Regions from separate parts of the Homo sapiens genome. Here region 1 is linked to region 2. A link is a contact called in ENCODE Hi-C data. All regions are on one chromosome and are shown on one strand. The core of a region is the stretch at or near the end of the contact, and the rest is flanking DNA. Distances in the headings are between cores, read along the strand shown. Region 1 holds the start of TAB2 (TGF-beta activated kinase 1 (MAP3K7) binding protein 2). Region 2 holds the start of UST (uronyl 2-sulfotransferase).

Region 1 (2,700 bases), core at 147-2,646, 570 kb before region 2:
ACACTTTACAAACTTACCTAAAACAGACAAAATGGATGCAAAATTATATTGCCGTACAGTTGCTCTGAATACGATCTTAGCGTTCAAGAACTTTCCAATGAATAAGGGTACTCAACAGCCTGCACTGGGGGCCTAAATTTCGTGAACTACGGAGAAACCCCTGTGAGGCTGCAAATTCCCTCCGCTCTCCTGGAAAACCCTCTTATCAGAAACATTTGAAGAATTTATCCACAACAATTAAGCTGACTTGAAGAATGGAAACCTAACATCTCAAATATACTATATATGGAATGAAACATGGCCAAACACATAAATACAAACTCACACGGTCTCTGACACTTTGGTGTACGACTGTGCCTGAACATCTCACAGCATCAGCAACAGAAAGATCCACCTGTCACCTGTTCAGCACCGCCAAGAGACCCTTGCAGCCTCCCTGACTCAACCACAATCGTAGGGTTTGAGGTTGATGGGACCGAAAACCAGAAACATCCAGTGAAATTTAAGGGGCCACATATTCATAGTAGGGCTTGCCCCCCACTTCAAAGACGGCTGCAGAAAACCAAGATCCGCAAAGGAACGATGTTCTCCCTCCCGCCCGACCCCCACATAACTGCCCCGTGTCTGTCCCCAAAACCCCCGCCCCTGAGTCATCTTTAACTAGACCTCGGCTCCCCAAAAGGAGATTTTTCCTCCCCCGCCCCCACCTCACACATGCCTGGGGGCGGGTCAGGGGCGCCGACGCAGGGAGGGGCCCTCCCGAGCCCCTTGCGCCCTCCCCCACCCGGGGCTCTCCTAGGCGCTCGATTCCAATGAAGCTCCCCCTCCCCCCCCGCACGGACGCCCCGGAGCCCAGGCCCGGCCCGATGCTCCCCACCCCCACCGGACTGGGGGACTCGGGGGGCCTCCCTCTCCGCCACGCCACTGGGGGAAGGAAAGAGGCGGAGGGAGGAAGAGTGCAAGTTAGAAGCGAACGCCCCGCACGGGCCTCGCGAGGCGGCAGAGCCCCTTCCAGACGGAGGGGGGTGCGGGGCGATGAGGGGAGAGCCAGGTTGGGGATCCCGCCGAGGCCCGGCAGCGCTGTCCGCTTACCCTTTGCCGCCGCCGCTTCCCCCTCCTCCTCCTCGGCCGCCGCCGCCGCCGCCTCTCCCACTAGGGCAGCCGTCTCCACCGTCGCCTCCGCCACCACGGCCGCCGCCAGCGCCGCCGCCGCCTCCGGTTCCACCCGGCAGGGGGGACACCTCAGCCCTCCCTCCCTCCCCGCTCAGCCCCCTCCGCTCGCCCGCCGCCGCCAACTCCCTCCGGCCGCCGCCGCCGCCACCGCTCCTGGCTGAGGGGGAGGGGAGGGGGTCGGGCTGGGTCGCCCCGCCGGCGGCTGCAGCAGATCAAAAACGACGGCTGGGCGGCGTCGCCGCTCCCCAATCCTCAGCTCCGGCTCGCTCGGCCTCCCCACCTCCCTCTGCCCCCACCCCCCTCGCGCTCGCCTGCCCTCCCCCCACCCCCCCAGCTCTCGCTCGCTCTCGCCGCGGCTCCGCCAGCCCAGTCCAAATCAAAATACTGTCACACAATATGGCGGCGCGGCGGCCGGCAAACACCGCGAGATCTGCAGCCGCGGCTGAGGCGGCGGCTGTGACGAGGCCTCCCCTAGCCGAACGGCGGGGGAGCAGCAGGCGGCGGCGGCGGCGGCGGCTGCGGCTGCGGCCCGGGGATGCTCTTCCTCCGACCTGTACCCCTCCCCCGACACTCGCAGTCTCTACGCCTGTCTTGCTAGGGCTGGAGGGAGGACGCGGGCCGCCGCTGGGGCCGTGCGAGGGGGGTGCCGGTGCGGGCAGCCCGGGGAGGGCTGGGACCCCCTTTCTCCGCCTGGGCCCCCCATCCTTGGGGGTAGGTTGCGGGTTCCACCTCCCGCCACGGGGGCCGCTAGCAGTTTGGGCTGAGGGAAGAAAGGAACTGAGCTCGCGTCCCAGCTGCACCTAGCGGAGGGGCTGGCCGGGTCCGGAAGTGGGTGGCGGGACTTGCCGGGCGGCCGGCGGCGCCGCGCGGGTGGGGTCCGGGGGCCCGGCCGGACCCCGGGGCGCTGCGGCGGCCGAGAGGAGCAGGTGGGCCCGCGGCGGAGGCTGGCGCCGGGTCGCTGCGGTCCGGGACACACCCCCTTGGAGCCGGATCGCACCGCCGGCTAACGGGAGGGACCCGTGCAGAATCGTCCCTAGGGTGTGCGGGAGACGTCTTGGGAGCCTCACAACTGGCAACTTCGAGACTTGGAAAAAGTGTCGGCTTCTGACTTTTCTTGAGCAGTTGAGGGGGAAAAAAGAAATCTAAATGCTGCGAGGGTTTCGTTGTTTCGATTTTATTTTAATTGCACGTTCCTAGAAGTCCTAGAAGCAGAGCCAAAGACTAGCTTTGCGGGAAGAGGGGGGGCCTTCAAGTTTCTACCTCCTTAAATAAATATTTGTTTAGTGTCCCCCTAGGGAAAAAAAAAGCGTGTTTAATACTCAGACGTTTCTCACAATGTGAAATATTTATTTAAAAATTCTAGCGCTTCCATGGTGTCCAAAACACTAGGGCATTTTTCTGCCCCTGTCCAAAATGTCCATATCCCTGGCAGTTTCTTCCTTGAAACAATTCTTACTCCAGAGAAAAATCCTAAAGGACCATTTTTATACTTTTATTTCCAGTGTGAGCACTGTAGCTACAGTGAGA
Region 2 (2,700 bases), core at 106-2,605:
TTGAGACGCACACAGCGCCGAGGATCCTCGGGTTACTGGGGGCGACACTGCTGGCCAGGCTGACCAGCGCCCTCGGGCATCCCCAAACCCCTGGATGCAACCCGTTCCCCGCGCCAGGCTAGCTGCGGGCGGCGGGGTGGGCAGCGGCAGCCAAGGGACAAGCCAGCCCGGGGACAGCGCGGAGCCACTAGGGCCGGCGGGCAGGCGGGGGATCTGCGGGACAGAATTCTCAGAGCGGACGGTGGCAAAGGGCTAAACCCACCCACACTCCCCGGGGCGCGGGACGGGACTGAACTGCGGTCACTAACAATGCAACGAAGAGGACCTTCCCTTCCCTTCGCCACTCCCCGCGCCGCCAGGCCTGAAGATACACACACTCCGGCACACCCCACACACCCATCCACTCCGCCCCAGTCCGGATCCGGGTGGCGGAGGTGGGGCGGGGGGAAGGTGAGCGGTGCCTCGCCCCGGGGTACCTGCCGGCAGCGCAACCCAGCGGCGCCCCCGCCTCGGTGAGGACAGTCGGACGCGCGGGAGGAAGAAGGCGCTCCCGACCGCGGCACAGATGCTCACGGGCTTAGCACCTGGAGAGACCCGGGGCGGCGGCGGCGCGCGGTGGCAGCGCGAGAAGTCCCCGCCGCGACCCTCTCCCCGCCGCACAACTTTGCGCTGTCGGCGCCGCCCTAGCGCCTGCCCAGCTTCCTTACCCAAGTACTGCCGCAGGTCGAGCAGGAAGCGAGGGGGTCCCCCGCTGAGCTGATAGAGGAGGGAGCCCAGGCAGAAGACCAGCAGGGTGGCCATGCAGAAGCCGTAGTCCCGGAGGGAGAAGCGCAGGAAAGGCAGCAGGGGCACCCGACGCTTCCAGCTGCCCAGGCCCGGAGGGGCGCCCCCCATAGGGGCCCCATGGGGCCAGGGATCCGCGCCGCCGCCGGGATGCTGCTGCTTCTTCTTCATCGCCTGCTCCGCTGCCTCCCACAGCCTGCCCGTGCCAGGAAAAGGTCACCCATCCGCCGCGAGGAGGAGAGCCCGGCTGGCCGGCTGCACATGGGGAGGGCCGCGCGGAGGGCAGCCGGGTGGGGGCGGGGAGGGGCCGAAGTTGCCGGGCTCAGGAGACTTTCTTCGGCATGGTCCCCGCCGCCGCGGCCCGAGCGGCCGAGGTGTCCGGCCCCGGTTCGGGGCGCTGCCCGTGACGGGGCGCCGCGCCCGTCCGGCGCCCGCTAGCGTCCCCACGCCCCGCGCCCCGCCGCGCCTCGGGCTCGCTTGCGGCCGCCGGGGCTCGCCTCCAGCGCCAGCGTGGACCCCCCGGCTTTGTGTCTGTAGGTCTCGGCGTGTTTTGTCCCGGTTCAGGCTTCTCTAAAAAACGGCAGGGAGGAACAGGAGGCGGACACCATCCCCTCGCTCCACCTCCTTGACAGGGGTTTTCCTCCTTCTCCTCCCCTTTCTCCCTCCGGCGCTCCGCAGCACTCTCCTCCCTCTCCCCTCCCTCTCCGCTCGGGTCTCGGGATTTCGCTCGGGTGTCACGTTACTGCTTCTGCTGGGGGCGGAGGGGGGGAGGCGGCGATTATTCGCAACAAGGAAGAAAGTTTCTGGGTGTTTTCTTTTTTTTTCCTTCCCCCGTTCTTTACAATCTGGATGCGGTTCCTGCGCCACCAGCGACCTCTTGGGGGCCCCGCTGACTTCCCTCTTGTAAACAGTCACCGGCAGGAAGAAGCACGACTGACTTTACTATTTACATTTTTTTCAGTTCAGAAAGTTGATTCTCCTTATATACCCCGTGCGAGCTGCTTACCCAAGGCTGATAAAAGGTACTAGAATACAGGCTCAAGACTTTGCTGAAATGGGAAAAGAGCAAGCGGTGCGAGTTATGGTCAAACACGCCCCAGAGGGCCAGGCGCAGCGCCTGAACTCCCGGGTAGGGTAGCCGAAGAGGACGCTCTGTTCTTGCTTTTCCTGGTCCTACAACTGCTCCACCTCGCAGTGCCCAGAGAGGCAAGTGGGGGGTGCATAGCGGACTCTAGGAGGTCATTGCCCTGCAGACATGAAGGGGAAAGAGCCCAGTCCGCCTATACGCTGATTTCATTGCTGCCTCTCTTCCCTCCACGGGAAAGCCTCTGGACCTGAAAGAACCTCCTGGGGCAGAAAAGGCTCAATCCTAGACATAGATCCTCTGATGGGGTGGTTGATCCACGGAAGGGCTGCTCTGATCAGCCACACTTTAAGTAAGAATACTATATCACTATTTATAGAAGCTGTAGCACCTGAGGGCTGTGTGACTCACCCGAGGTCCCAAAGCTAGTAGTAGGAGTTGGGTTGGGAGTTGCACTCAAATCTATTTGACCCTCAGACCCACTATACTAACCACTGCACAGCAGTACTTCCCAGCCAGAGCCCTTTTCCTTCACGTCCCATAGGAGGATGAGATTTAATTCATTTAGTTCAGGCCACATTGAGAAATGGAAACCTCAGTTTCTGGTGCCTATCATTTCTGGCTCCCTACTCATTTGTATATTCCAGTAATGAACAATTGGATTTAAGAAGGAACCAGGAGCCAAGAACCTCTATGATTCTAAGACTAGGCTCCTGAAAACCTTCATCAAGTTAGGCATCTGAAGAATATTCTGTGGAAAATTACAAAATATTATCCTAGACAAAGAACTTACTCGTTAAGAATATGTCTTAACCTCAGCTACTCAGGAGGCT

Evidence for each region. A loop is a pair of places that touch in the nucleus more often than their neighbours do. Pooled maps may share reads with other maps.
Region 1: a map of natural killer cell shows a loop between it and region 2 (5-fold over the local background). The contact joins the promoter of TAB2 here to the promoter of UST in region 2. A Hi-C loop is called at or near these places in 3 of 168 maps with a recorded cell type or tissue (CD8-positive, alpha-beta T cell, ascending aorta and natural killer cell), 5 of 37 single-sample maps with no recorded cell type and 17 of 50 pooled maps.

Annotation. Positions count from the first base shown.
Region 1 is chr6:149,316,408-149,319,107 of GRCh38, reverse strand. TAB2 (TGF-beta activated kinase 1 (MAP3K7) binding protein 2) reads right to left here and starts at 1,396. Exons shown (of 7, transcript NM_001292034.3): 1 at 1,093-1,396. RefSeq lists enhancers at 64-173, 334-513 and silencers at 604-1,503, 1,594-2,133, 2,184-2,253.
Region 2 is chr6:148,745,685-148,748,384 of GRCh38, reverse strand. It overlaps UST (uronyl 2-sulfotransferase), which reads right to left and starts at 1,355. Exons shown (of 8, transcript NM_005715.3): 1 at 708-1,355. The coding sequence starts at 954. RefSeq lists enhancers at 1-218, 1,527-1,606, 1,667-1,726 and silencers at 397-566, 867-956.